Linked DNA regions of Homo sapiens: region 2 is linked to region 1. A link is a loop called in an ENCODE intact Hi-C map of the cell type or tissue named here. Cell type or tissue: MCF 10A. All regions are shown on one strand. Links, peaks and the distances in the headings refer to the core of each region. The heading gives the core; the rest is flanking DNA.

Region 1 (15,280 bases), core at 2,679-7,678:
GGTAGACTTAACAGAAGTAAGTAAACAAAAAGGGCACTCTGATGCTAATGAGAACACCCAACCCAATAAAGACGGCTACTGGCCTCCACACATCTCCCTTCCCTTCTTCATTCCAAACATCCCATAGGGAGCAGCAACCTAAGTAGGTAGATGTCATCTAAAGGAACAAAACAGAAACCACAGAGACTGAGGGGTGATAGAGTATCAATCTCAAGCACAGAGAAAACAATATCCTCATCTTCCTCTAATGGTGAAAAAGCAACTGAGGGGCATGCTGGTAGAGGGGAAGATACTCTGAAGCAAAAAGACCTCAAACGGATGGACTCTACAGCAAGAGGTGGACTGTTTACTCTTGCTTAAAAACTACCCATCTTTGCTCTGAGGGGGGCAAGGAAAAACCCAGAACCTACAGTAACATTAACAGAAAAGTCCCTGAGTTCAGAAGCCAGGAGATAAGACACGTGGCACAAAACCTGAAAGGGTAAGGGGAAGTTCTATATTTACCATCACTGCATCTTCTAGAGGTGCACAGGGCAGTACACTGCAAACTGGGACTGCTGCAAATAACACCATGCGATCCACAGCACATTACAATACGGAGGCCTTTCAGTTACCATGAGGAAGCAATGAGAAAAAATGGGAGAGCAGGGGTCGAGGGGAGGTTCTCAATACTGGGAAGTGGGGAAAGATGAGAAAAACCATGTAACTTCCTGATCACCTAACAGGTATCAGACACTAGGCTAAGTACTTTATATGTATTATTTTGCTTATTCCCAAGGACAATACTATTAGGCATTATTATCACCATATGAATGACGAAAAAAACTGACCTCTTTTATGTAACTTGGCCAATGGACAAAACTAGAAATTGAGGAAGAGGGTGAGGGGCCGGGATTCCAATCCAAGTGTGGATCTAAAGCTCATTTCTTTCTATTTTACCATAGGGGGCCAAAAGATTAGAGACTCAGAAAACATTATTAACTCTTATCCCTGTTACACAAGGTCCCAAAACAGGCTTCCTTGTAACAAGTGACTCAACAGTTTCAAGACCTCATTACAATTACTGACTCCTTAACCCCTTGCACAGTCCAAGCTGACTAGTCCAGGTGACTAAAGCATCTGAGTCATTTACTTTATACCTGTGACCAGGCAGGTTGTCAACAGGAAAGAAAAAAGGAAGAGGAGAGCTGGATAGTGATAGGAACACTTAAAAGCTGTGGGCTCTGGCATCGCAGCTTCCATTTCAGTCCTAGCTCACCTCAGGCCTGTGTCATCTTTTAACTTGTGTCAACCTATGTGACATCTACCAGTAGTGTCATAAGAACATCTAATGGCAGCTATGAAAGCAGTGCCCTATAAATGCCAAAGCCCTACCCAAACAGGAAATCTGAGCATATCACATCCAAGCTGAGATTCCCCTTCTAACACAAAATTCTCCCCAGCTAACACCCATTAGTGAGTCGTTACCCCACAATCCATGACACTAGCTGGAATTTATTAGTTTTGCCTCCACTATTTGTTCATGGACAGACAGGTACAGAGACAGCTCCAGAATTTCCTTGTAAGTAAGGAAGGGATTTATTTAATAGAAAGGGCAGTCTACTTGAAAGGGATGTTAGGCAAGGCAGTACCTGGAAACTGTATTCCCATAGCAAAGGCAGCTGAAGGCTTGTTCACCTCCCAGGCATCCGGGTCTTCTGGTCACTGATAACATCCAATTTCAGCATGCCCTATAAAACCTGGCCTCTGACAATTTCTCAAGGCACATGACTTAATCATTTCTTCCCTCACCCCCACTGCTCCAGACTCTAGACCTAGCATTGCTCCCCTCTAGCTCCTGCACCCACTGCGGACACAGCAAATTAAATACCTCTCTAATTTTGTGGGCTTAGGTATCACCTTCTCCCAGAAAACATCCTTTGGTCTCCTATCCTAAGCTCAATACCTATCAGATACTTCCACAATACTGACATATGTCACAGCAGTTACCACCACCGAGATGGAAAACAGGCAGCCACATCTCAAGTCTGAGCTTCAATTACCATGCCCTGCTGGCTCTCTATACTTTTAGCAATGACACACATGCTGACCTAGAAAGACTCACTCCAAAGCTCCGGCAGCTGTTAACATCTACACTACCTTGCCTCCACTTGTCCCATACTATCGAGTAATCTGGCCGCTTGTCAACCTCCCCAATAAACTTGCAAACTAAGCATATCTCCTTTGATGTTCTTTGTGCCTGGTATATTAGAGAAGGATTCAATTGCACATTCATTTGCTAGAATGTGCAATTTGCCTCCCCTTTGAAATAACGTATTTAGTTTTTCAACTACTATAATGTTTAACTCCAGACAAAAGTTTAAGAATAGAATCATGTTTTGGCAATCACCACCAATAAAACTGTCACAGACAACAGGTCTACACACTACTAGGAAACAGAAAACTCCAACAGCAACAAAAAGACTGAAAATCTTTACCAACTAGAGACCCACAAAAGGCAGCATTAGTTTACTGAAGATAACTAGAACAGCCCAACTAGAAATGTTTATAGTGTTCTGTGTTGAAAAGTGGGAAGCACTGCAGATAGGATGTAATGGAATGCCAATGCCCGCATCAGGATATGTCTATATGGATGCCCATCTCATTCCCTTTGAACTGGTTTATACTATAAATTCACTACATTTTATATAACATTCCCCTATTAACGGTACATTTAGGTTATTTTCAGATTTTTCACTTAATCAATAAGTTGCAAATATCTCTGATACACTTTCCATATTTCTGAGTAGAGTATTTGTATTTGGAAACTGTTGACTGTAACCATAAATATCTTTCTTTCTACGTATCTTCTTGTGCAGCTATGTGTTTTTGAGTTTGTGTAGGAGAGTGATTCCTAGAAATGTAACAATGCACACAACAATACCTTCTGGGGAAAAAAAAAAGCCGTTTTTCTGTCAGCATATATCTATGTGTATAAATGCATTTTAATCACCACATTGCTAACACTGGTTTACTCTGTTAGGGATGGGTTATTTGAAGTATACTTGTGAGTTCCATGGATTACTTGTGTAATTTCAAAAATAACAACAATGAAAATCAAACCCAAGAAAAGATTAACACCAAGTTCACAACTATATTTGCCTTTAGGGGTTGAGGGAGGCAGATGCTCTCAGGGAATGATACTAGTGACATTTTATGACTGAAACTTAGTAGTGAAGCTTAATAGTGAATTCACAGCACTTCATTATATACCTTAAGTATTTTTAATGTCTAAACTAGTTAATTGTCTAAAGTAAGTCTAATCATGAGAGCCAAATCCAAACCAAGGGCGGCAAGTACATCCCACCCTACACAAAACCAGCAAAGATTTGAATGAGTGTTTTTAAAAAGTGTTTTTAGGCCAGGCGCGGTGGCTCACGCCTGTAATCCCAACACTTTGGGAGGCTGAGATGGGAAGATCATGAGGTCAGGAGATGGGAGACCATCCTGGCTAACACGGTGAAACCCCATCTCTACTACAAATACAAAAAATTAGCTGGGCATGGTAGTGTGCCTGTAGTCCCAGCTACTCGGGAGGCTGAGGCAGAAGAATCACTTGAACCCAGGAGGCAGAGGTTGCAGTGAGCCGCAATCGTGCCATTGCACTCCAGCCTGGGCAACAAAGCAAGACTCCGTCTCCAAAAAAAAAAAAGTGTTTTTAAATTGTTTTTGGAACCAGAATCAGATGTAAGACTGAATACAAGTACTAATGAGGGGAACTGCTTAAAGAAGAAAAAAAAAAGCCTTAACAAAGTCATTACTTAATTTTCATACTTCTCGTAAGAGGAATAATCACTAAATAAACTGGAAATGGAAAATGAGATCGTGCCACTGCACTCCAGCCTGGATGACACAGCCAGACTCCGTCTCAAAAAAAAAAAAAGTGTAATTATGGGCCGAGCATGGTGGCTCAAGCCTGTAATCCCAGCACTCTGGGAGGCCCAGGCGGGTGGAACACCTGAGGTCAGGAGTTCAAGACCAGCCTGGCCAACACGGTGAAACCCAGCCTGTACTAAAAAAACAATTAGCCAGGTATGGTGGCATGCACCTGTAATCCCAGCTACTTTGGAGGCTGAGGCAGGAGAATCGCTTGAACTCAGGAGGTGGACGTTTCAGTGAGCCGAGATCACACCACTGCACTCCAGCCCAAGCATCAACAGCAAAACTCTGTCTCAAAAAATATATATATATATGTATGTATATATATGTGTGTATGTATATATATGTATATGTGTATATATGTGTGTATATATAGCGTACATGTGTATATATACGTATATATATATTCATATTATTCCCTTAAAAAAACGACATTTCCTAAAAGACTATGTAGAATTGCCATTAATACCTAATAATTATAATAGTAAATACTATTAGTACTAAGCTGTAGCTTTAGTGCTGGTTTAGTAGAGGAGGCAGAAAGCCCACAAGACTAATAGAAAGGGTCAAACTGAGTTAGTGAGTGGAGTCCTTTAAGCCTTCACCTAAATAACAAAGTAATAAAATTAGCTGACTACCAGTGGCTTACTAGTTACAGGGCAATTAAACATTGGATTTTCAGGAATGACTATCCAACATATATACAGAATCTTCACGAAAAACAACTATCTGAAAATTATTCAACATCTAAATTGCAAACAACTTTTATAATTTTTTACTTAACAAATAATTAAAAGGAAAATACAACACACAGATAAAAAAACAAGTCAAAACTGGGAATTCAGATTCCAATCAAAAATAAATGCTGATGAGAAAAAGGTTTACCACTTCCTTTTGCTTGTGGATAAAAAGAATTTGGTATCTCTTCAAAATACTTTCTGAAGTAGGTAAAAACGGAGTGATTAACCTTCTTGGAACTGGACTTTGAAACGAAGTGCCATTAACACTTACTGTTCCATTTTTAATCGCGGTTTCCCAAATGGCCACAAGAGGGCAGCACAGCAACATTCCACTTAAAAGGAGCCAGCCTGTGGGAGCCCCGCCCAAAAGCCGCCATTTCACTTTAGTGTTTATTTTGCTAACTTACAAAATGGCCGAACTGGTTGGCAGAGCTTAGTGTTTTTGTGGGTGAAAGCAAAATCTGGCAAAACAATCACAAAGCAATCTACACTGGAATTCCATAAAACTTATTTCCAGGCTAACTTCCTGCCAGTGATACAATAGCTAATATTTACGGAGCACTTTTGTGTCAGGCATATGTCAAAATTCTCCTAATCCTTACCTATAAAGAAGACAAAGCCCAAGAGTGTGTGTGTGTATGTGCGTGTGTAAGATATCACCCCACAGTCTGAATTATGCAATCCACACTATCAACTATCAGCGTTAGGTATCACTGCCCTTATTTACATACATTCTTCAGTTGAACTGATTATTAAACCGATGTCATTGCATAACTATTCCTTCTCAGTCACTTCTATGTGTCTTAAGATGGAAAAGCAAAGAAGACTGACTGGTCACACCTTTTTTTTCTTTTTGCTTGTTTGTTTTTTGAGACCAAGTCGCGCTCTGTAGCCCAGGCTGGAGTGCAGTGGCGTGATCTCGGCTCACCGTAACCTCCGCCTCCAGGGTTCATGCGATTCTCCTGCCTCAGTCTCCAGAGTAGCTGGAATTACAGGCATGCCCCACTGCACCTGGCTAATTGTTTTGTATTTTTAGTAGAGACAGGGTTTCACCATGTCGGCCAGGCTGGTCTTGAACTCCGGACCTCAGGTAATCTGCCCGCCTTGGCCTCCCAAAGTGCTAGGATTACAGGCATGAGCCACTGCGCCTGGCCACACATTTCTTATTGGTAAAGAATACTGGATGTAGTTCTTTAAACTCTCCACCTTTGGTTCAAGTCCTGTGCTTCTTCAGAATAAGTTATTACTATAAACAAGGTTAAAAGACAAGTAACTTGTTTCCCAGACGGACTGGGAAACAAAATTTCAATGTACACATAACAAAGTATATAGATACACAACATATGAAGAATTACCTATCAAAAATCCAACCAAAAACTGCACAAAGAAAATGGATACGCAATTACGGAGAAGAAACTGAAATGGCCAATAAACTCATTTTTAAAAATAACTAAACCTCTGTTAACTTGGGAAACATTATAACTGGTTATTTTGCACTCATCTGCTTTGCAGAAATTAAAGTCTCTTAGTATTAAATAATTGTAAGAATAGCCAGTAACCCTTAAAATGTATACGAATCAGCCAGGAGCAGTAGCTCATGCCTGTAATCCCAGCAATTTGGGAGGCCGAGGTGGTCAGATTAGGAGGTCAGGAGACTGAGACAATCCTGGACCACATGGTGAAACCCCGTCTCTACTAAAAATACAAAAATTAGCTGGGCGTGGTGGCACGCGCCTGTAGTCCCAGTTACTCGGGAGGCCAAGGTAGGAGAATCGCTTGAACGTGGGAGTTGGAGGTTGCAGTGAACTGAGGTTGCACCATTGCACTCCAGCCTGAGCAACAGGGTGAGACTCCAACTCAAAAAAATAAAAAAGTGTATGAATCCTGTAATTCAATTTGTGGGCATGTAACGTAGACAAATTATCAAACTTGTATAGGACGAGGCAAATAAATATTCAGAGCTCTGTTCATAACAAAACCTAAATAATCCATATACCCATTTATGAAAATGTAAAAGTAAAATGTGAAATATTCACACTATGCAACTAAATGCAGCAGCTAGATTAGGGCTGAATTATGTCTGTAAATACTGTGAGCCCAAAAGTATCTGAAACAGAGCTCAATCAATTTAGAAAGTTTATTTTGCCAAGGTTAAGGACGTGCCCGTGACACATCCTCAGGAGGTCCTGATGGTATGTGCCCAGGGTGATGGGGCACAGCTTGGTTTTCACACATTTTAGGGAGACATGAGACATCAATATGTGTAAGATGCACACTGGTTTGGCCTGGAAAGGCCGGACAACTGGAAGCAGGGGAGGGGGCTTCCAGGTCATAGGTAGATAATAGACAAACAGTTGCATTCTTTTAAGTCTCTTGATTAGCCTTTCACTGAATACACAAGTTCCATGTGAGAAGAGAGTAGAGGCATAGTCATTTATGCCTCAGTCTGGCTTAGCAAAACAACAGGGCAGAGGAAGCAATCAGATACGCATTTGTCTTAGGTGAACAGAGGGGATGGCTTTGAGTTCTTTGTCCACAAGGAATTTCCCTGTGGGCAAATTGTTAGGGAGGTATGTAGCATTTTTATTTTTCTAGCTATCTTATTTAGGAAAAAAATGGGAGGCAGGTTTGCCTGACACAGTTCCCAGCTTGACTTTTCCCTTTGGCTTAGTAATTTGGAGATACCGAGATTTATTTTCCTTTCACAATATCAAAAAGAAAATTTCAAAACTATTAAATTTTTAAAACACAAAACATATTTACATAACCATGTACATTTTATAAGTGCCAACTCTTTATATGCCAAAATCATAAAAGTGACCCTAGCTATGTCTAACTTTTTTATTTTAAAACTTTATTAGGCCGGGCGTGGTGGCTCACGCCTGTAATCCCAGCACTTTGGGAGGCCGAGGCAGGCAGATCACAAGGTCAGATGGAGACCATCCTGGCTAACACGGTGAAACACTGTCTCTACTAAAAATACAAAAAGTTAGCCGGGCATGGTGACACATGCCTGTAGTCCCAGCTACTCGGGAGGCTGAGGCAGCAGAATGGCGTGAACCCGGGAGGCGGAGCTTGCAGTGAGCTGAGATCGCACCACTGCACTCCAGCCTGGGCAACAGAGCGAGACTCTGTCTCAAAAAAAAAAAAACTTTAATTATATCCTTTGAACTTTTCTGAATTCTTAATTTCTGACAAAAGAGGTCTGTTTCTAACACTGTAGAACTGATCAGTTCTAAGGTGCAGGCCCCTCCCCAGGATTCAGCAGTGCTCTCAGCAGTCACCCTAACACACGCAACACTACGGACCCTCCTTCCAGTGTTAAACAGAATCTATGGAAGGCCACTAATTTGGACCGAGCTCCTAGACCCTAACAGACCAAACCAAAATAGAGTCACTCATGTTAAACTTCTAAATTGTTTACCTTACCTTCAGGAAAGAAGATACCCAAATCCCCAGACAGACAGTGTGAGCTGGCATAAGGAAGTTCCCTCTGCTTTAACCCTTATAAGGAAAATAACCTCAAGTAACCTGATGTTAACCCACATTTTTGTACTATGTTGTTTTCCTGTTCCTGCTCAACCTTATAAAAACCGATTGTTCCACCATGCCCAATGGGCACCTATTTTTTTATAGATGGGGTGCTACCTAATTTGTTAATCAATAATAAAATCCAATTAGATCTTTATACTCAATGTGTTGAAATGTTGTCTTTTGACAGCAGAAAAAGGTACATGTATAAGAAAAAGTGCACACAAAATGCTGCTTATAATTTCAAGGGATAAAAAGGCTAAATTCCATCAAGTACCTCCCAGATTAAGAAATCCAGCAGTAAGGACAGAAAAAAAAATTTACCTTTAATCAGTGTATTTCTAAAATTCACAGCTGAAGCCAGGCAGGCATCACCTTAGCCTCATCATGCATACTACTTCTGCTCCCCAATAACCAAATATAAGTAGTTTCCATAGCACCAAACTATTAGCACCCAGGCATACATTAGAGAAACATGTATTCTAGCAAGAAGCCTGGTTAAGGTACAAATTAGTTAAGGCACTTCACAAATACCTACCTAATCAGGATCTGGCAATGTGCTAATACACAAAAGACAAAAGAAGCTTTCTATTCAGGTAAAATCAAAAGTCTTTGTAAATAACCAAGCTGTGAAAAGCAGTTACAAGGGGAGTTCTCCCCAGAATTCATTAACAAAAGAATACTTAACCACCTCGGGCAATGTATTTACACCCATTAAAGCCCTAAGGACAGATGGACCAATTTGACCAAGAGTTCCTTTCAGCCCTGTGAGTCTTGTCTTTAGTTAGCTATTGTTTAGGTTATAAACTTTAGACTTTTATAAAATATATGGTGCTTTCAGCAACTCCCAAAGTTCAAAGGAGATTAAAAGATCTGATTACCAATCCCAATAATAAATGTGAAACGTATGCCCATAACGTCATGGGAGTAAGAGGGGTCCCTGGATCAGGCCAGAGAAGAAACCGCAAAGGGACTCAACTTTATTACTAACAACCAACATTTACCAAGGCAAGCACGGTTTCTCAATCATAGGGTTTTTGTTTTTTTTGGATAGGGTCTTGCTCAGTTGCCCAGGATGGAGTGCACGTAATGTGATCACAGCTCACTGCAGCCGCAAGCTCTTGGACTCAAGCAATCCTCCCACCTCAGCCTTCCAAATAGCTGGGACTATAGGTGCATACTGCCACACCCGGCTAATTTTTACATTTTTTGTAGAAATGGCATCTCCCTAAATTGCCCAAGCTGGTCTCGAACTCCTAGCTCAAGGGATCCCACCTCAGCCTCCCAAAGTGCTGGGATTACAGGCGTGAACCGCCGTGCCCAGCCTAGTGGTGGCATTATAGATGCCTGAGGCTGGATAATTTGTTATTGTGGGGAGCTGTCTCATACACACTCTTGGATGTTGGGGAGCATCTCTGGCCTCTACCCACTAGAGGCCAGTAACACCCCCACCCCCAGAGTGACAAGCAAAAATGTCCAGGGTAATGGAAGGGGACAAACCTGCCACTAGTTAAAGACCACTGCCTAGAAGTATCATTTTATTTAATTTGAACTTCCTTCCCTAAGAGACAAGTACTACCCTTACTCTATTTTAAAAGATGAAGAAACAGGCTCAGACACTCCTGCCCAAGATTCTACAGCTAAAAAGCAGCAGAACAGAACAGAAAAGATCGAAACCCCGTCCCACACTGACCTTATTCCCAAACTTGCCTCAGTACAAGAATCAACTGAGGTTGCTGTTCAACATACAGATTCTTGGACACAACCCTAGAATTGCTGAATTTTTTAACTTTCAAGCAAGAAGCCTGGGAATATGTTGAACAAGCACCCCAGGTGATTTTTAGCAAGTAAACTTAAGGATTTAAACGTCTATATAAAGCTAGATTCAGAGGGAACAGACTTTTTTTTAAGCAAGGGAAAGAGAACAGTGCAAGAGTTTGATCCATTACTGCTTTCCTTTGAAATTACAATTCACCAGTCATATATTGCCTCTATTTGAATGCCAACCTGCATCTAAATGGAAGACACACTGATCATTTTAGTTTGTCAGGGCCTGGCGCAGTGGCTCACGCCTGTAATCCCAGCACTTTGGGAGGCCGAGGCGGGCGGATCACAAGGTTGGCGGATCACGAGGTCAGGAGTTTGAGACCAGCCTGGCCAACATAGTGAAACCCCTGTCTCTACTAAAAATACAAAAAATTAGCCAGGCGTGGTGGCGGGCACCTGTGGTCCCAGCTACTCAGAAGGCTGAGGCAGGAGAATCACTTGAACCCAGGAGGTGGAGGCTGCAGTGAGCCAAGATCGAGCCATTGCACTCTAGCTCAGGCAACAAAGCGAGACTCCGTCTCAAAACAAAACAAAACAAAAATACAAAAATTAACTGGGCACGGTGGTGCACACCTGTAATCCCAGCTACTTGGGAGGCTGAGGCAGGAGAATCACTTGAACCCAGGGGGCAGAGGTTACAGTAAGCCGAGACTGCGCCACTGCACTCCAGCCCAGGCGACAGAGCGAGACTCCGCCTCAAGATTGTCAACACACAACACACTCAAGAACTATTCCCCGAGACGGCAGATAAACACAACAGTTCTCAAGCCTAGCTATGCCACAGACCCACCCAGAGCTTTGGACAATTCCTCAAACCTACTACATGGCTCCCAAATCCAATCAGACAGGGAGCTTGGCTTTTAAAATTCTCCAAGTGATTCTCATGCAAAACCTGTCTGGGAACTAAGTTTCGAACAAAAAAAAACAAACTTGAAGCAAAGCACAAATCTTCAAAACGTGTGGCCAAATCCAAAGTTCATGTGTGCCAATGGACGACAAACTGCACAAAGGTGAAGTTCCGAGGCCTCCAGTACCTCCCATCTACCCATCTTTGCACATTTGTTTCTTATACTATCCCCATGAGCATCACTTCAGGGCAACATTTTAACTAGAATCTTTTGATGTAGAGTCATGGCCTTTTGAACAGCAGAATGTGTGACTGGCATCAATCACACCCACAGTGCACTGTGATTTTGAGTCTGCTTCTTTAAAATGCAAAGTGTTTAAAAAGAAGCAAACTACAGAATTATGCAAGATTTTTACTATTTTCCGCAGTCTCATATACATTAGTTTCCTCTTTTTTTGTTGATGTTGATTTTTTCTTGGGCAGGGGTTGGGGGGACACAGTCTCACTCTGCTGCCCAGGCTAGAGTGGAGTGGTGCGATCTGAGCTCACTGCAACTTCCGCCTCCCAGGTTCAAGCGTCTCTGCCTCAGCCTCCCTAATAGCCGGTATTACAGGAGTGCACCACCACATCCAGCTAATTTTTGTATTTTTAGTAGACACAGGGTTTCACCATGTTGGCCAGGCTGGTCTCGAACTCCTGGCCTCAAGTGATCTGCCAGCCTCAGCCTCCGAAAGTGCTGGGATTACAAGAATCAACCACTACACCCGGCTAAGTTTCCTCTTACCCATTAATTTGACAGCAACTTTTCACAAGATGCTTAATCAATGCTGGAGTCAAACTGCCACTGTTTGAATCCCAATTCTACCATCTACTCTCCTTGTGACTCAATTTTCTCATCTAGCAAATAGCGATAAGCATATGTACCTCAGGAGTGGTGAGAATTACATAAACTAACACATACAAAGCAATCAGAACAAGTTCTAGATTCTTAGGAGGTAGTATACATGCTATTATTTAGTCTTCCTAAAGCATTCAACTTAGTTTTCACTGAAACAATCTCTCACAATCATTTCGCCTACTGACTTGCTATTTAATTAAAATGCAAAGTTACAAGTATCATGCACCACATAAGGAAGTTTAGGTCAATGACTGGTGTCATATACAACAGTGATCCCATAAGACTGTAATACTGTATTTTAACTGTACCTTTTCTGTTTAGATACACAAATATTTACCATTGTATTACAATCACCTACAGCATTCAGTACTGTAACATGCTCTATACAGTTGTGGCCTAGGAGCAACAGGCTACAGCATAAGTGTGCAGTAGGCTATACCTAGGTTTGTGTGAGATGTTCATACAACTACAAGATCACCTAACGACATACTTCTCAGAATGTATCTCCATTGCTAAGCAACACATGACCGTACAACCAGCATAAACAAATTCAAGATGTATCTACTAATCCTTGGTAAGCACACAATGGAACTGAAGGAACAGAACGGCATGGGTAGTAAATGCTCGGCAGGGACCAGGCGCAGTGGCTCACCCCTGTAATCCCAGCACTTTGGGAGGCGGAGGTGGCAAGATCATTTGAGGTCAGGAGTCTGAGACCAGCCTGACCGACATGGTGAAATCCCATCTCTACTAAAAATAGTAAGAAGTAGCTGGGTGTATGGTGGCAAACGCCTGTGATCCCAACCACTCGGGAGGCTGATGCAGAACAATCGCTTGAACCTGGGAGGCGGAGGTTGCAATGAGCTGAGACGGCGCCACTGCACTCCAACCTAGGCAACACAGTGAGATTCCGTCTCAAAAAAATAAATAAGATCAGCAGGACCTAAGGTCACCCACAGGCCTTTAAAGGAAGAGGACTATGTAATCATTCATTTAGTGAGTTGGTTAACTTTAGGAGGGTTACTAACATTTTTGCTATACTGACTTTCATATTAAATAAAATATACATATAGCCAGGCATGGTGGTTCATGCCCAGTTCAACACCAGCCTGGGAAACGTGGCGAAACCCCCTCTCTACAAAAAATTCAAAAAATTAGCCAAGTGCAGTGGCATGTGCCTGTAGTCCCAGCTACTAGGGAGGCTAAGGCAGGAGAACTGCTTGAGCCTGGAGGGTGGAGGTTGCAGTGAACCGAAATTGTACCACTGCACTCCAGTGTGAGAGATGGGAGTGAAACCCTGTCTCAAAAGAAAAAATTTATATATATGTATATATGTGTATATATATACATATATACATACACACACACACACACACACACACACACACGTAAAACCCTTAAAACAGTCCCTTACCCAGAGTAAGCACTCAATAAATATAAATCTACTTTGGTATTTTTCTACAAAATGTTCACCATGTACAATATTCCTTCCTGATAAAATCCAAAGTGAAGGCCAGGTACGGTGGCTCACATCTGTAATCCCAGCACTTTCGGAGGTCTAGGTGAGCCCAAGAATTAGAGACCAGCCTGGGCAACATGGTCCAAACCCATCTCTACAAAAATTAGACAGGTGGGGTGGTACACACCTGTGGTCCCAGCTCCTTGGGAGGCAGAGGTGGGAAAATCCCACCTGAGACTGGGATTGCAGCACCGCACTGTGTATGAGACGCTCCCCACAATAACAAATTATCCAGCCTCAGGCATCTATAATACCACCACGAGGCTGGGTATGATGGTTCACACCTGTAATCCCAGCACAGCAGAGTGAGACTCTGTCCCAACAACAACAAAAAATCCAAAGTGAAAGATTACCAGCTAGCAGGCACTGCTAGACTTAGAAACAACCCATACAAATGGGATACACCCTGGAGTTTATTACCACATTCTTTTGTATTTTTTCAATGTCGGTCACAATTCACAACCCACCAATGTTTTTATAAACCCAAGGGAAAGGAAGTTTAGAATGGAATGTAACTGCATTCCAAGTAAATAATTCTAGAATCTAAACTTCCAAAGGATGTAAGGAGAGTACACTAAGGAAGAGACGACCACAAGAGCTTAAAGCGACTAGAAGACACTTACAAGGAATTCAGAATCTTGAGGGGAGAAAGCCCACCTGCATATACATTTTTTATCTTTTTTCTTTTTTTTTTTTTGGTCACCCTGTCTCCCAGGCTGGAGTGCAGTGGTGTGTCAGTTCATCTAACTGCAACCTCCGCCTCCCAGCTTCAGGAGATTGTCCGGCCTCAGCCTCCCAAGCAGCTGGGACTACAGGCACCCACCATCATGTCCAGCTAATCTTTGTATTTTTAGTAGAGACAGGGTTTCACCATGTTGGCCAGGCTGTTCTCGAACTCCCTACCTCAAGTGATCCGCCTGCCTGGGCCTCCCAAACTGCTGGGATTACAGGAGTGAGCTACCACGCCCAGCCTGTGTATACATTTTAAAGGTATGCCTAGAACTGGATCTGCCATGACATTTAATATAGAAACATCCTCTTCCATCAAGCCTACAATTCCCCGTCAGCATCCTATCCCACTTTTGCTTCCAGAGGTCCTAACTCAAGCAGCTATTAAGACTAAAAAGGGAATTTAAAAATGGGACAGGCAATGGAAAGACCAAGGGTTAAAGTACACGAAGTGCTCCATCAGAAGATTTGAAAACACACGGAGATACTGCAAACATACAGAAACACATGCAAATTTGAAACACAGAGAGCTTTTAAAAATTAACTAGATCCTAGGGGCAGGGATGGACACTGGTATTTTTAGAAGCTCTCCACAGTCTGAAATGGGAATAAAAAGTAGAACCCATCTGACCTATAACCCAAAAAAGACAGGAAATAGAGGAAGTAGAGGAAACCCAAAACACACAAATCTTAAGACTATAGTTTAAGCAGACTTGCATGTTCGGCATTATGCTAAGACAAATATATAGTCCTATGGTTTAGACTGAACACTGAAAGCAAGCTACAGCCAATTAGACATTGGTTGTAAATATTACTGCTGTTACATTTATATCCATGGAGCAGTGCACCACAGTATTCAGTATTCATTCTCTAACAGCTTGAGAGGGGAAATGAGACAGAGGATAAACCAGGGTAATAATTATCAGCTTGGGGGAGTGGGGGTGGGTAGTTATCTACTCAGACTAACTGGCAAAAGCCGGGCTGTGATTCACACAAGAAGCTGTTGTAGTCCAGGAAGAGTCATATGCTCTCTCAAAAGGCTGGCTCTTCTCAAAAAAAAAAAAAAAAAAAAAAAATTCTAAGAGAGGATGAACTGTAAAACGCACCCAAGCTGACTAAATGAGGACTTGCCTCCTAAAATCATTCTCACAAATCTCTCCTGTAACTGGCCTAAACAAACTCTCCTGGTAGGCCAAGACAACCAGCGAGTTCCTCAGGGCCAACCTAGCTCCTGAAGAAGAACTTAGGATATGAAGGAGGGGTGCAAGAAA
Region 2 (16,363 bases), core at 6,827-11,826, 400 kb after region 1:
GCACTTTCCACTGGGAAGTTTTGCATTTGGAGCTATCTCTGAAACCTCCATCATCCCACAACATTTGATTTTTGTCGTTCAGGGAGCGATTTTAGGGCAACCTGGTTGATGCTTCCATTAGATGTGGTATCAGCTAGACTTAGTTTTCTTCTTTCTGGTGGTGGTGGGCACAGCAGGTAAACTGGGGATGTGACTGGGAAAAGGATACAGGACTTTTACAGGACTTCCAAGCAGCAAAGTTTTCAGTCTCTTCTTTGGCTCCGTGTCTGAGTTCCCAACACATTGTCCTGGTGTTTCTGCTTGGATTCTCAAACAATTCCTTAGTCTCTCTTTGAGCATGGAGTCATCTCATTTCTGAGGCTTAGGAAAAATTTATTGACTATATGAAGGGCTTTTCAGAAGGTCTCAGATAACAGGGGGATATCTTAATCTGCTCACTTCACACAGACTGACCAGTACTCTTCACATCATTCCGAATGAGGTTTTGAACTGACCATGATAACCAGCAACTCAGTCATGATGTGGGGATGGTCAGTACTTGATTGTCACTGGAGGCACTGGAGGCAAGAGCCTTCAGGTTGTGCTGCTACCACATCAGGAGAGACAGACTTTCCGTTCTGTGGTATGGTTACTTCAGTAAAACTGTGCAGTGTGATAATATTTCTGAACTCCCAAGCTTTATGTTTTTTACCCTCCTTGTATCTCTTCTTAACTCTTTCCACCACTGAGGTGGCCAGACCTTTCTGGGTCTTTTGCCCCAGGGGTGTGGACAGGGTTTAAAGCCAGATAAAGAGGAACTCCCTGGATTTTAGCCTCCCAAAGCTGAAGCCCATAGTGAAAGCCTGCTAGTGAACAAAGCGTTTTGGAGGAAGATAAGAAAGAGTAAGGCTTATCCTACCTAGTCTAGAGAATATGTGGTTGGGCTCAGGGAAGGAAGGAGAGATGAAGGGAAATCCAGATTGTCTAGGGATCCTGCTCCTGTGCCCTTCTTCCTGCTGAGGAAGCAGTATGTTAGCCAGTTCTCGCATTGCTATAAAGAAATAACCTGAGACTGGGTGATGTATAAAGAAAAGAGGTTTAATTGGCTCATTGTTCCATGGGCTGTACAAGAAGCATGGAAGCACCTGCTTAGAAATTTCTTTGGCCAGACACCCTAAATCATTTTTCTCAAGTTCAAAGTTTCACAAATCTCTAGGGCAGGGGCAAAATGCCACCAGTCTCTTCGCTAAAACATAACAGAAGTCACCTTTGCTTTAGCTCCCAACAAGTTCCTTATTTCCATCTGAGACCACCACAGCCTGGACCTTATTGTCCATATCACTATCAGCATTTTTGTCAAAGCCATCCAACAAGTCTCTAGGAAGCTCCAAATTTTCCCACGTTTTCCTTTCTTCTTCTGAGCCTTCCAAAGTGTTCCAAACTTCTGCCTGTTACTCAGTTCCAAAGTCACTTACACATTTTCGGGTATCTTTTCTTCAATGCCACTCTTTACTGGTACTAACTTAATGTATTAGTTCATTTTCACTCTGCTGATAAAGACATACTGGGCAATTTACAAAAGAAAGAGAGGTTTAATGGACTTACAGTTCCATGTGGCTGGGGAGGTCTAACAATCATGACAGAAGGCAAGGAGGAGCAAGTCACTTCTTACATGGATGGCAGCATGCAAAGAGAGAGAGAGAGTTTGTGTAGGGGAACTCCTCTTTTTAAAACCATCAGATCTCGTGAGACTTATTCACTGTCATGAGAACAGCATGGGAAAGATCCACCCCCATGATTCAATTACCTCCCACTGGTCCCTCCCACAACACATGGAAATTCAAGATGAGATTTGGTTGGGGACACAGCCAAACCATATCACCCATTCATAAGAAACCATCCCTGTGATCTAATCACCTCCCATCACGTCCCACCTCCAACATTGGGGATTAAAATTCAACATGAGATTTGGGTGAGGACACAAGTCCAAACTATAACAGCCAGAGAGGTTGGAGGGGGAATGGTTGCACAGAGCCCATGAAGATATGCAGCTTTAGGGAGATGTCCATGCTCCACTGGCACAGGGAGGACCAGAGGGATTCCAGTGCTCCCAAACTTGGCTTGAAAGGAGTACAGAAAGTTGCAGGGCCAACAGCATTAGATACCAGCAAGAGGGGTGTATCCATGAGCACTTGGAAGGACAGATGTCTGAGAGACAGACAGAATGTAGCATGAATCAGGGATGTTTGTAGGAACAAATGACTTAGGTTGATAGCAAGGACTTCTCTTCTTTTCCCTCTGTTTTGCCACCCACCCATCAGGTACCTTGCCCAGGAGTCCCATAGAATGTTGAGTCTACACTGCCCAAAGCCAAAGCTAGGGATACCCTCAAATGGCGTTGAACCTGGGCTACCTCAGCTGCTAGTATAGTTCCATGTGGTTGTGGAAACTTCATAAAAATGCCTCTTATGGGTGGTCAAGTGCCAAGATGATGCATTTCCCTGGGCTGATTCAGCCCTATGTTCAGTGTGTGGCTTACCATGAAGGGCACAGGCTGAATTTCAGCTCCTACAGAAGCTCTCAGCTGAACAGGGCTTAACCTGTGCAGCCAAATGTGGAGGCCCTGTTTAGACTGAGGTTCAAACCCTCCAGGTGACTTTAGATCACCTATAGCTGTGTAGAAACAAGCTTTTCTCACCCAATAAGAGAGAGAAATTCAGTGATGTGTTAGCAGTACCCTGGGCTAGACATCAGAAGATTCACTTCTGGGAAATGCCATTTGTTCTCCATGTGAATCAGCATTGAAACTTGGAACCTCAGTTTCCTCATATGTTAAATGGAGGAGAAGAGCTCCTGCTTTTCCTTGCACAGCTGTAGTTTGGGTCAAATTCAGAGATATCCAGGAGGCTGTTTCGGGAGTGATGACTAGGGCTGAGCCACTAAAGTTCAAGAAGTCATGGAAGGAGGTGAGATGATGGTGTGAGTCCTTTTTTTTTTTTAAGGGGTCTTGCTCTGTTGCCCAGGCTGGAGTGCAGTGGCGTGATCTCGGCTCACTGCAACCTCCACCTCCCAGGTTCAAGTGATTCTCCTGCCGCAGCCTCATTTTTCGTATTTTTAATAGAGATGGGGTTTTGCTATGTTGGCCAGGCTGGTCTCAAACTCCTAACCTCAAGTGATCTGCCTGCCTTGGCCTCCTAAAGTGCTGGGATTATAGGTGTGAGCCACTGCGCCCAGCCAGTATGAGCACTTTTGAGCAAGATGTAAAGGTCAGGGGCCAAGGAACCTGTTTTTGTGGTAGGCTGAGTCTGCAGTTGGAGAGCAAGTGCAGGAGGAGGGGCCCTGGGCTGCACAGTGACCCAGGAGCTGGCCCAGGAGGGGCCTACAGGGTGTCCTTCAGAGCACTGTGAGTGGGAGGTAAGATTTTGCTGGGGCAGATGAAGTCTGGGTCCACCACCATTTGGTATAAATGGGCCCAATTTGGGCCGTGTGGCTTGCCACATGCAACTCTAATGTTAGAGAGCTGAGTCAGGAGCCTGACTGTGGCAGTCCAGGTCCAATCAGGAGACAGAAACTACACAGCAGATCAAAGAGAGAAAGTCTAATATAAAGAATGGTTATGACAAAGGAGTAACTTATAAGCAAATTTGTCACGGCTCCCTGTGACTAAGGGCGCCTACCCGAGGAAGGAAAAACTTGCTAGGGGTTAGGACTTCAGAGGTGAAGGAGTGGGAAGCAATGGAGTCTTCTTGTTTGGTCTGGAGTTGCTGGATAAGAAACGGGCCTCCGTCTGAAGTGCAGAGAAGGGAGCAGCAGTGGCTGGGTGTGCACACAGAGACCAGGCACTAGTGGGCTGGAACTTTTGGAACATGTGACCCACGCATGGGCTTTGGTTTCCATGTTAAGGGGGCTGCAGAAAAGTGATCGTCCATCCAGCAAGGCTGCAGAGTCACAGAGGGACTTCAGGTGGGTGGAAGAGTGGGGAGAGGCAAGGACACAAGTTCACCAGATGCCCTCACACCACCTCCAGCTGGTACTGGAAACAGCAGGAGAGCCAGTTTCTCCTGCAGTGCTCCCTGCTGAGGAGGCTGACCTCATGTTTACTATAAAAAACACCATGTACCTGGCACTCACCCAGGCTAAGTTCCACTAGCTGCCTGCCTGGCTGTTTTATAAAACCCTAAATGAAACAATCTTTAAAAAATGATGAGCTATCTCTTTCAGGTTACAATTTATTTTATATAATTTTGTTATTTTAGAAAAACATCCCAAGGTAATGTAAATCAGTCCAACCATTGTGGAAGACAGTGTGGCAATTCCTCAAAGATCTAGAAGCAGAAGTACCATTTGACCCAGCAATCCCATTACTGGCTACATATCCAAAGGAATATAAATCATTCTATTACAAAGATAAATGCATGCATATCTTTGCAGTGGTATTCATAGTAGCAAAGATATAGAATCAAACCAAATGCCCATCAGCGATAGACTGGATAAAGAAAATGTGGCACATATATACCATGGAATACTATGCAGCCATAAAAAAGAACAAGATCATGTCCTTTTCAGGGACAAGGATGGAGCTGGAAGCTGTCATCCTCAGCAAACTAACACAGGAACAGAAAACCAAATACCACATGTTCTCACTTATAAGTGGAGCTGAACGATGAGAACACATGAGTGCATGGCGGGGGGAACAACACACACTGTGGCCTGTTGGGGGTGGGGTTGGCAGAAGTTAGAGCATCAGGAAGAATAGCTAATGCATGCTGGGCTTAATACCTAGATGATGGGTTGATCTGTGCAGCAAACCACAATAGCACATGTTTACCTACGTAACAAACTTGCATATCCTACACATGTACCCAGGAATTTAAAATAAAAGTTGAAGAAAAAAATTAAATTAAAAATTCTTAAAAAAAATTCTCAAGGTTACATATGCACACACATATACATAAATTGACCAGAAAAAAGCGTGACAGTATAGGTTAAGGGAGCAAACTAGACCACAGACTATTATGATCCAAACTTTGTTCAACATAAGTCATTGTCAGTATATACATATAGCCAAATACCTGGAAAGATGCATAAAGAAATGTTGACCTGTTTTTTCTCTAGTAGTGTGGATAATTTGTTATTCTTTGAGCTCATCTGTGTTTTCCAATTTTCTACAATAAACTTGGTTTACTTGTGCATTAAAAATAGAAGAAAGAAGAAAGAGAGAAAGAGAAAGGAAGGAATGAAGGGAGGAAGGAAGGAAAGAATGAAGAAAGAAAGGAAGAAAGAAAGAAAGGAAGGAAGGAAGGGAGGAAGGATGGGAGGAAGGAAGGAAAGAATGAAGAAAGAAAGGAAGAAAGAAAGAAAAGAAGGAAGAAAGAAAAGAAGGAAAGAAAGAAGAAAGGAAGGAAGGGGAAGAAGGAAGGAAGGAGGGATGGAGGGAAAAAGGAAGGAAGGGCAGGAGGAAAGGGAGGGAGGAAGAGAGGGAGGAAGAAAGAAAAGGAAGGAAGGAAATAAGAAAGGCAAGGAAGGAAGGAAGGAAAGGGAGGAAAGAAGGGGGAAGGAAGGGAGGAAGGAAAGGCAGGGGGAAGGAGAACGACCTTGAGCTAACCCGGACAAAATGAAATGTGAAGATGTACAGAAGTGCTCAGCGTGGGTGAGCAACTAACACATCTTAGTTCCCCCGGGACCTTTGCTTTGCCAGGTGGAGTGAGAGCTGCCACATTCTCCTTCTTAGGCTCTGCCACCTGTGACCTCAGAGGCATGTTCTGGCCCTCAAGCTGCTTTTTGAGGATAGCTGTGGCCTTGGACGATCCTAAAGCTGCAAAACCATTCAGCAGCTGGGTGGACGGGAGGTCAGAACTCAGTTTGTTTGGCCTGGCTAAGTAGGTTATACTTTTATTAGACATTAACCTAGAAAAAAGCCGCAACCTGGGGAAAGATTTCTATTTAGAGCCAGGAAACTAGGCCACTTCTAAGATCAGTGACCTACATTTTCTGCTATAGAAATTTAAGATGAAATAGCGGTTGTTGCCATGCATGTGGGCGCTGAAACTCCATCAAAGGGCAGGGAGACAAGAAGGGGAGGAAGAAAGGGAGGCAGGCAGGGAATTTTAAAGAGCCGCCGTATTTGAAATCTTTTAAAACCAAGCCAACAATATTTAATAATGGAAGAAAAATGAGTATCCCAGCTGTGTATTTGTTTTCCTGGAAGAGCAATGTCTGCTAACTGGTAGCTCCTTCAGCAGGTAAAAAATCCATTTTATTCTGAGGCCTGTTAAAAAATGACATCTCCCCCAGGCCCCTGCCAGCCGTCCACAAAGACAAATCTTGGTGTCTCACGCTGGCTGCCAGCTGTCTGCTTTTTGTTATAGACTTCTGAGAAACTGTTTGCTTGATCTCATTGATCTGGGCTCTTTAGACTGGACCCTGTGGAGCCTCTAAGGTTAATGGGCTCTTGGGGCCTGAATTCCCATGAATCTTGGTGGTTGGGGGGAGTGGTTGTCTAGAAAAAGAAAAACAAAATGACAATAATGTATAGTGCTTTCTTATAATCCATAGCAGCCACATTGTGGAGTTGGATGGGTCAGGACCAACATTTAGGTTGTAACAACCAGATAGAAGGCTCCCAGGCCTGTGATCATTTCATTCTTCTTCAATTCATACTGGATTCTCTGTGATGTTTGTAATGTGGACACAAAGAGACCATTGCACCCATATCTGTGGTAGAATTTCTAATATTCCCCAATATCTAGCTCTCCTCTAATTCTGGTTCATCGAGCCTTGGAATTTCCCATGTCAGTGGTTCCGGTCATTGTATGCAGCAGAAGTAACTTGACAGGCATAGCATTAAATGCTGATGCTGGGTCCCTTAGCCCCCACTTTTCTGCATACCCAACAGGCTTATGGGAGAAGCCAAAATAATGGGAAGGTATAGCCCCTGTCCTTTGGGTCTCAGAGTGAGGATGACGTGGAGCCAACTCTCCTCATCCCCAACCCTGCTTGGGCAGGTAGCATTAGTGAGAAATAGTCCTTTGTTATTTTAAGTCACTGAAACACGGAGGTGGCTTGGAAGCCTGTCCTGACTCATGCAGTATCATATTAACTCGTTCTTGGAACCAGTTACTGGCTTTGCCAATCAACTAAAAAACCAAAACAAAGAAAAAAACAAAAGAAATAAATGAATGCCTAACGTGTGCTGTGCTTATTGCTGGAGACAGTAGGGATATAACGTTCACTGCCTCTGGGGTCACATGGCCTCCTCTTTTGTGTGTGTGTGTTTTCCACGAGTAAACCAAGTTTATTGTAGAAAATTGGAAAACACAGATGAGCTCAAAGAATAACAAATTATCCACACTAGTAGAGAAAAAACAGGTCAACATTTCTTTATGCATCTTTCCTTGCCTTTCTCTTAAAAGAACACTTGTCATTGAATTTAGGGTCCATCGGGACAACCCAGGATAATCTCATCTCAAGATCCTCAACTTAATTACATCTGCAAAGACCCTTTTTCCAAATAAGGTCATATTCACAGGTTCTCAGTGGACATATCTTTCAGGGGTCACTGTTGAATCCACTACATGAACACTTTCCCAGTGCCAGCTACTAGGCCAGGCAGTTTAACTTTTCACCTAACTTACTCTCCTGTTAAATCTCCAAAGTAGGTATTATCGTGTTCATTTTAAAGACCACGAAACTGAGTTTCAGGGAAGTGAAAAAAACATGTCCTAGGTTACACAAAGGTGGGAGCCAGGAGTTACACCTAGGTCTTATTCCTAAACTGGGGGATTTCATATATCAGTACATCTCTCCAAATGGATGTCATCTTCTTCAAACCACTGTTGCTTAAAAGATTTCTGGAACTCCTCTGCTTCAGAACCACTTCACAAGCCATGCAAGAAAAGCCTGCCTGCTTGCATTACTATCATCACAATTTGAATGTATTTGGTTTTAGGCAGCTTTATTTTCACATGATGTAGCTCACAGATTAAATTCTGCTTACAGTGAACAGGCCACAGCATTTGACGAATCAAAGCCTACGGCTTCCTCAAAGCACTAATTACTCAAAAGCCTATTAACCTGTTTAAACCCAGCCAAAGGCTTTGATATCCAATGGAGAGGCCTAGGTAGAGATAAGACCATTTGAAATGCCCCAGTACAAGGTGGGTGGTCCCCTGGTGTGACCTTTCTACTATGTTCCATGATGTCTGGAATGCATCTAGATATGGCCTGTTAGCCAAACATACATGAGTGGAGTCTGTATGTGTGTCTGTGTGCACACAATATGTCTTTCTTTTCTCCATAAATCCAGTCTGAGTTATCATGCACTACTGACTCCATCCCCAACAGCCACCTCCTGTCTCCTTTGCTAGAAATGCCTCCTCCCCTTTCTTTGCTAGAGGCTACATGACATCTAGAGTTGTGAAGCCAGCTCTACTGGTGGGGAAACAATTGCTGACCTGGAGATTCAGAACAGAATGATGAAAAATAGCTGTGATTTAACCAGCTGTGCCTGGAACATCCTACCTCTGGACTCAATGCAGGATCATCAATGCCTTTATCTGAATTTTGTGCTACCTACTCCAACAGCATCCTGTCTGATAACAGGAATTATAACAACAATAATGTAACATTCGGCCAGGCGCGGTGGCTCACGCCTGTAATCCCAGCACTTTGGGAGGCCGAGGCGGGCAGATCACGAGGTCAGGAGATCGAGACCATCCTGGCTAACACGGTGAAACCCCGTCTCTACTAAAAAATACAAAATAAATAAATAAATAAATAAATAAATAATTAGCCGGGCATGGCGGCAGGCGCCTGTAGTCCCAGCTACTCAGGAGGCTGAGGCAGGAGAATGGCATGAACTCGGGAGGCGGAGCTTGCAGTGAGCCGAGATCACGCCACTGAACTCTAGCCTGGGCAACAGAGGGAGACTCCATCTCAAAAAAAAAAAAAAAAAAAGTAACATTTGAGTATGTAGTATACGCTAGAAACTCTTCATAGATGATCACATTTAATTTTCACAACAATACTATGACACAGGTATTATTATTTCCATTTTACAGATGAGGAAACCAAGGTGAAGAGAGGGTACATAATGTACCCAAGGGCACATAGTGTAACAGAGGCAGGATTTGAACTCAGAGATATGTGCTTAACCCCTACACTAGGCTGGCTCTCATTGAATAACCATCCTGAAGCTATCCTCATAGGGTTAACAAGAATTCCAGACAGAAATATATTTATAATTAAGCTCGAATCAGGCTGCAATTTGACCCACTTGCTTGTAACTAGATACTGACCATTTGCTTCCCTGTTGTTCCTATAGACAGGATTTCTGAGACTAGAATCATAAGACTTGTTTTAGATAAATAGGATTTCTGATCTTACATTCATAAGGCTTTTGCATAAGAATTGCTTAAGATGTGTTTTGAGATCCAGAATTCCAGTGAAATAGCTGACACCAACTAGTTTGAAGACCCCATAGAGGAGTGGAATCAGCATGAGAATAGAGCTTCTTCATCTCCCTGTCCCGTGACTTCATCCTGTACTCTTCAACCAATCACAGTTCGTGGACCTATCTCCACACTTCCGGCCACTCCAAAACACTTAAAAATCCTAACCCCAAACTCCACGGGGAGATGGATTGGAGGTTTACTCACAGCTCCTCATTCGGAGGCCCTGCGGTTAAACCTCTTTCTCTGCTGCAACCTGGTGTCTGGCCATGGTATTGCCATGGTATTTACTTGCCATGCATATCAGGCAACAGACCTATTATGGTTACAGTCTGGGAATCCTTCTCCCCGACTTCCCTTTGTCATTTTGTATTACTCTGCTCTCCTCTACCCCTTCTTAGATCACTGATTATATTAGTCCATGTTCACACTGTTATAAAGAACTACCTGAGCCTGGGTTATTTACAAAGAAAAGAGTTTTGACTCACAGTTCTGCGTGGCTGGGGAGGCCTCAGGAAACTTACAATCATCATGGTAAAAGGTGAAGGGGAAGCAAGACAGGTCTTACATGATGGCAGGAGAGAGAAAGAGGGGTGGAGGGGAAGTGCCACACTTTTAAACCATCAGATCTTGTGAGAACTTACTCACTATCACTATAACAGCATGGGGGAAACTGCCCCCCGTGATCCAATCACCTCCCACCAGGTCCCTCCCTTGACATATGGGGATTGCAATTTCAGATGAGATTTGGGTGGGGACACAGAGCTAAGCCATATCACTGCTCTAGCCTAGGGACATGCCAAGTGTCCAAGGAGACCTTCATTCAGTGTTCAGTCTGCCAAACCATTTTTCTGCTAATATTAACCACCTTCTTGGTAAATGAGTGAGGGAACAGGAAGCCTTATCTTACCACCTGTTTTGTCAGTTCTTCCTGAAATGGATAAGCTATTTCCACTGGGTAAGTAACCTCAGTTCTTAGGCCCTTGGGCACAGAATAGATGTTTTCTCCTTGGAAGGAGGACATCAAATTTATTATCTGAGAGGAAGGAATGCTTGGAATCTCTTCCTTCTTTTGAAGTACTGGATTAAGAAGGATCCTTACTCTGATCAGCTAGTCATGCCTGCAGAGGGCTTGGGTGAGATGGAGGGTAGGGTGTGTGCTATGTGTTTGCCATTCTTGCCATGGCAAATAAAGAGACATTAAACTCAACAGAGAAAGGGACTTTATTTCTAGATTGAGTGACAGTGGAGGGTTATACCTTTAAGTTAACTTTGCTTTGAATATCACCCCACGAGTGAAAAAGAAAAAGTGTGATATAAATGGCAAGGAAGAAGCACCTGTGCGAGGTGGTTTTCCAAATCTCTTGGCATCCTAATTACAGGGTTAAATTGGTGGAGAAGCCCTGTTCCCATAGGTTAAAAGTAAATTTTAAATTAGTCCAAATTAAATGGCCACAGATTCATGGTCAAATGGTTTTCATTTAATGAGATTTTACTATCTAGCATCTGTATCTATAAAAGTTATTTTTAAAAATTTTATTTATTTATTTTCAGATGGAGTCTGGCTCTGTCGCCCAGGCTGGAGTGCAGTGGTGCAATCTCAGCTCACTGCAACTTCCGCCTCCCAGGCTCAAGTGATTCTCCTGCCTCAGCCTCCTGAGTAGCTGGGATTACAGGCATGCGCCACCATATCTGGCTAATCATTGTGTTTTTAGTAGAGATGGGGTTTCACCATGTTGGCCAGGCTGGTCTCAAGCTCCTGACCTCAGGTGATCTGCCCACCTTGGTCTCCCAATGTGCTGGGATTACAGGCGTGAGACACCGCACCTGGCCTATATTTATAAATGTTATTTTTAAATGAATGCATTCTGTGAGTAGAGGCTTAGAAGAAAAATGGATCAATAGTTTAGCTCAGTCATTGGATTTCAATAGAAATCCTCTCCAACTCCTGCCTGTATTGCTGTTCCCAGTTCTCGGTGCCATCTTTGAAGCTGTCTTTGTTTTACTTGTTGTGGTCATGGGGAGTTACTGGCTCCTTTGTTCACAGGAATCTGAGACTCACTGTGATCATTCCTGGGGGAACAGCTTCATCAGAAGCTAGTCTGGAGAAACTCCAAGAATGTGGTGTACTTCAGTGTCCTGAAAGTGTGCCTCTTGATGGGGGTGGGTGGGCCGGCCACTGGAGGTTGGGTGGTTCTCCCAAGCCTCGCAACAGTGTGCTCTTAATGAATTACAACTGCTCCCATTTTGTTGCCATCAGGTTTTAGGGTACTTGTCAAAGAAGCCCCCCCAGTGCCCCGCAAGGCTTGTCCAAAAAAAAAAAAACAAAACAAAAACAAACAAAAACACTCCAACCTGTTTTTCTATTTCCTTCTTTGGTTCCCTTTTTGCTCAAAGGATCTTGGCAAGATTATGAAATAACTGGTACTTTTCTTTCCAGGCTTTCTTTGCTGCATTCTATTTGCTCTCTGTGCAAACTCCCCAAAAAATCTATGGGGAGCTTTCCTTTTCTGAGCATTTCCTATGATTCAGGCCTGTCTGGGCAATTTATATTCATATTAGCACTCATTTAAATTCTCTCAGTAAGTTTCTATGCTATTTTAAAGAGCAGAGAAACTGAGGCTCAGGGAGGTTAAGTAACTTTGCAGTTTCCTCCTATGCAACTGAGGTCTGAAATAATCTCTGTGGCATGTCCTCCCCAGGCTGCCTCTTGCCTGCTCTGAGACCCCTGATTTCTCCTCCTGTCCCCTACAGCATCTACTTTCCACAGGCTAGATCTTCCCAGCCATTATCCTTTGTTCTCATTGGTTTTCTATTCCATCACTTCCCCTGATGGCAGAGTGCTGCCTCTTTAGAATACAAATCCAATCACACTCTCCCCCGGCATAAATTATGTGTAGTTCCCCATTGCTTTCCAAGAATCCAAGCCCAGCCTCTCTGGCCTGGTATGGCCTTTGCCCTTCACACTCCTGCCCATTGCTCTCTCTCCCCTTCCCTCATCCCCACCAGTTACATTCATCCTTGTGCTTTGTACAGAATTACTGGCAGCACCTAACATTCCCTCACTTCTCTTTTACCATCATTCCTTTGCTCATAATATTCTCTCCTGCCTAAAATGAGCAAGTTTCTGCCCGTCCTTCCACCGAAGAGTCACTGCTCCCGGGAGCCATTCTCATTGCAGGTGCCCAGCTGCCATAGGCCATGCTGTGCAGGACTCTCTTACAGCAGGAGAGCCAGGTCTCTGACCTGGGCTTGGTGCTGGAGATCCCCCTCCTCCAGCTGAGCCCCTGCCCACCTAGCACGTCCACCCTCTCTTCTAGACCACAACCTGGCTGTCAGGATTCAGGAATTATTTGCCCAAATGGACCCCACCTGTTTTCAGGGCCTGAGAGGTCAGGCTGTGCACTCTGAGGTCAGAGGGATGGCCAAGGGGAGGTCACTTTAGGGAGAGAGGTTCTTTGTATGAACGGAGCTTGGACTTACAGGCTGGCTTGGACACAAATGTGCATTCGAGGCCTTTTTCTGATGTCCCATGAAGCCAGGGTGGGAATGGAAAGGAGTCAAGCTGGGATTGAAAACACCCCTTTTCTTGGCACTACAAACATTACATAAGTCCCATCCTTACCAATGGGCTTCTTTTCCTTTTTCTTGAGAAGGGACGCTACCACCTGAGGTGGAACCTTGTTACAAGCTGCACTGGAAGAATTCTGGGAGTCAGACTACAGATGAGCATCTAGAGCCAGAAGTTTTATTTTGGTTGAGAAAGAGTTAAGTCTGGATTAGAAGGCCAGTCTTGGGTGGGGTTGATCAGAATGCATGGTCAAAAGACAGTGCCTTTGAATTATTGTCAGTGCCACGAGACTTTCAAGTGGCACTTCAGAAGGTTGAGTTGAGGGCCACATCTTGCCAGTGCCTTTCGCTGAGTGCTACACCATGGAAAATCACCCTCTCAACTGCCTGTGCTCACTTCCCATGGCTGAAGCTGATACATCCCCTGCCAATACACTTTAAGAGGGACAGTGACAAGCTGGAACTTTCCAGAGTAAAGCCAACAGGAGTCTAGGTGTGTGCCATAGAAGGAGTTGGAGATGTTTGCTTGGAAGAGGAGACTCAGCAGGCAGGGCAATTATCTTCAAATCAATGATATATATAATTCAGATGATGAAATACTAGGTAAATAACTGGTCAAAGAGCTCATGATGCTTGATGAATTGAAAGAAGCAATTTGTAGAATAGTATGCTTAGTGTGTTCTCATATTTTGTTTAAAAATATTAACAAATATGTGTGTGTGTGTTTATGTTATCTATCTATGTATCTCTATCATGTATCTATGTATCTATATATGTATGTATGTATGTATCTATCTCTCTATGCACCCATTGGATATAATGTTTCAGAAGTAGAACAGTTTATAAAACTCAGTTTTTCAGTTTATGAAAATGGATTTCTTAAACCTCTACATCTAAACTTAACAAAACTAGACTCTCCTTTTCTATGAGGAAAACCTGTGATCTTGCAATCACAGGGCACTTATTTCATTTCTGGCCTTAACTTTCATGCGCGTCCGTGTGAAGAGACCACCAAACAGGCTTTGTGTGAGCAACAAGGCTGTTTATTTCACCTGGGTGCAGGCAGGCTGAGTCCGAAAAGTCAGTGAAGGGAGATACGGGTGGGGCCATTTTATAAGATTTGGGTAGGTAAAGGAAAATTACAGTCAAAGGGGGGTTGTTCTCTGACGGGCAGGAGTGGGGGTCACAAAGTGCTCAGTAGGGGAGCTTTTGAGCCAGGATGAGCCAGGAGAAGGAATTTCACAAGATAATGTCATCAGTTAAGGCAGGAACAGGCCATTTTCACTTCTTTTATGGTGGAATGTCATCAGTTAAGGCAGGAACAGGCCATCTGGATGTGTACATGCAGGTCACAGGGGACATGATGGCTTAGCTTGGGCTCAGAGGCCTGACATTCCTGTCTTCTTATATTAATAAGAAAAATAAAACAAAATAGTGGTAAAGTGTTGGGATGGCAAAAATTTTGGGAGATGGTATGGAGAGATAATGGGCGATGTTTCTCAGGGCCACTTCGACTGGGATTAGGGGCGGTGTGGGAACCTAGAGTGGGAGAGATTAAGCTGAAGGAAGATTTTGTGGTAAGGGGTGATATTGTGGGACTGTTAGAAGAAATATTTGTCATTTAGAATCATTGGTGATGGCCTGGATACGGTTTTGTATGAATTGAAAAACTAAACAGAATAAGAGAAGGAGAAAAACAGGTATTAAAGGTCTAAGAATTGGGAGGACCTAGGACATCTAATTAGAGAGTGCCTAAGGAGATTCAGCATAGTCCTGTCAGCAAAGATTATTTATTTACTTCAAGAGTTAAGAGTGGCAGTTTGGGGATAGCACCAGGAGATATCAGCTGTGATGGCTTGGAGAAACAGTGTAAACTGGCAGTGTAAACAAAAGCAGGGCATGTATGAGTAGTTGAGAATGGTGAATAGGAGTATGACTAGACAGAAGATAGTAGGGATGACAAGTTTTTTTGGGGCACAGTCCAAGTTGGTCTGGTGTCTGGAATGAGATTGGGTCTTAATAAAAAAAGGAGCGTCCATACAGGAGCTCAAATGGGCTGTACCCTGTAGCATTCTGAGGACAGGCCTGAATTCTGAGAAGGGAAAGTGGTAAAAGTATTGTCCATTCCTTTTTAAGTTGGTGGCTGAGCTTGGTGAGGTGTGTTTTTAAAAGACCTTTAGTCCGTTCTACTTTTCCTGAACACTGAGGACTGTAAGGGATATATAAAGGCTTCACTGAATACCAAGAGCCTGAAAAACTGCTTGGCTGATTTGACTAATAAAGGCTGGTCCATTATCAGACTGTATAGAGGTGGGAAGGCTAAACAGAGGAATTATGTCTGACAGAAGGGAAGAAATGACTGTGGTGGCCTTCTCAGACCCTGTAGGAAAGGCCTTTACTTATCCAGTGAAAATATCTACTTAGACTAAGAGGTATTTTTGTTTTCTGACTCAGGGCATGTTGAATAAAGCCAATTTGCCAGTTCTGGTTGGGGGCAAATCTCTGAGCTTGATGTGTAGGGAAGGGAGGGGGCCTGAATAATCCCTGAGAAGTAGTAGAATAGCAGATGGAACACTGAGAAGTTATTTCCTTGAGGATAGATTTCCACAATGGAAAGGAAATGAGAGGTTCTAAGAGGTGGGCTAGTGGCTTGTACTATAGCATAGCCTGCCTTTGCTGCTGTGTGGCCATTAGGCCTGGTGGAACTGCCATCAATAAACCAAGTGTGATCAGGGTGAGGAACAGGAAAGGAGGAAATATGGGGAAATGGGATGAATGTCAGGTGGATCAGAGAGATACAGTCATGGGGGTCAGGTGTGGTATCAGGAATAATGTGGGAGGCCGGATTGAAGTCCCGGCCAGGAATAATGGTAATTGTGGGAGACTTAACAAAGAGTGAGTACAGCTGAAGGAGCCGGGGAGCAGAAAGTATATGTGTCAGGTGTGAGGAAGAAAATAGACTTTGGAAGTTATGAGAACTGTAGAGGGTGAGTTGAGCATAGTTTGTGATTTTAAAGGCCTCTAAAGTATTAGGGCGGCAGCAGCCACTGCACGGAGATGTGATGGCTAGCCTGAAACAGTAAGGTCAAGTTGTTTGGACAAAAAGGCTACAGGACGCGATCCTGGTCCTTGTGTAAGAATTCTGACTGCACAGCCCTGCACTTCAGCTGTGGGTAACGAAAAGGGTCGGGATGAGTCAGGGAGAGCTAGGGTGGGGGCAGCCTCTAAAGCTGTCTTCAAGGAACAGATGATTGGGGAAAGGATTTATGATGTATGGGGTCAGCTAGCTTTCTTTTTGTGAGTTTATATAACGGTTTTGTTAGGATGGCAAAACCAGTTATCTAAAGTCAAAAGTATCTAACCAT

Evidence for each region. A loop is a pair of places that touch in the nucleus more often than their neighbours do. Peaks named below come from ENCODE experiments on the same cell type or tissue, not always from the same donor. Only the 100,000 strongest peaks of a DNase experiment are listed, where the experiment ranks them.
Region 2: a loop joins it to region 1, with 20 times the contacts of the local background. A loop is called at or near these places in 3 of 110 quality-filtered maps.

The regions. Positions count from the first base shown.
Region 1 is chr15:92,907,809-92,923,088 of GRCh38, reverse strand. All of the region lies in intron 2 of CHD2 (chromodomain helicase DNA binding protein 2), which reads right to left. Among named protein-coding and RNA genes, the nearest start is that of MIR3175, 11 kb to the right of the region's middle. RefSeq lists enhancers at 408-1,607, 4,954-5,790. In MCF 10A, for the core only: a CTCF peak has its summit at 4,975 (motif pointing right); a DNase peak (open chromatin) is centred at 5,008.
Region 2 is chr15:92,515,046-92,531,408 of GRCh38, reverse strand. No RefSeq gene overlaps it. Among named protein-coding and RNA genes, the nearest start is that of LINC00930, 49 kb to the left of the region's middle. RefSeq lists enhancers at 9,258-9,850, 12,809-13,310. In MCF 10A, for the core only: a CTCF peak has its summit at 9,688; a DNase peak (open chromatin) is centred at 9,668.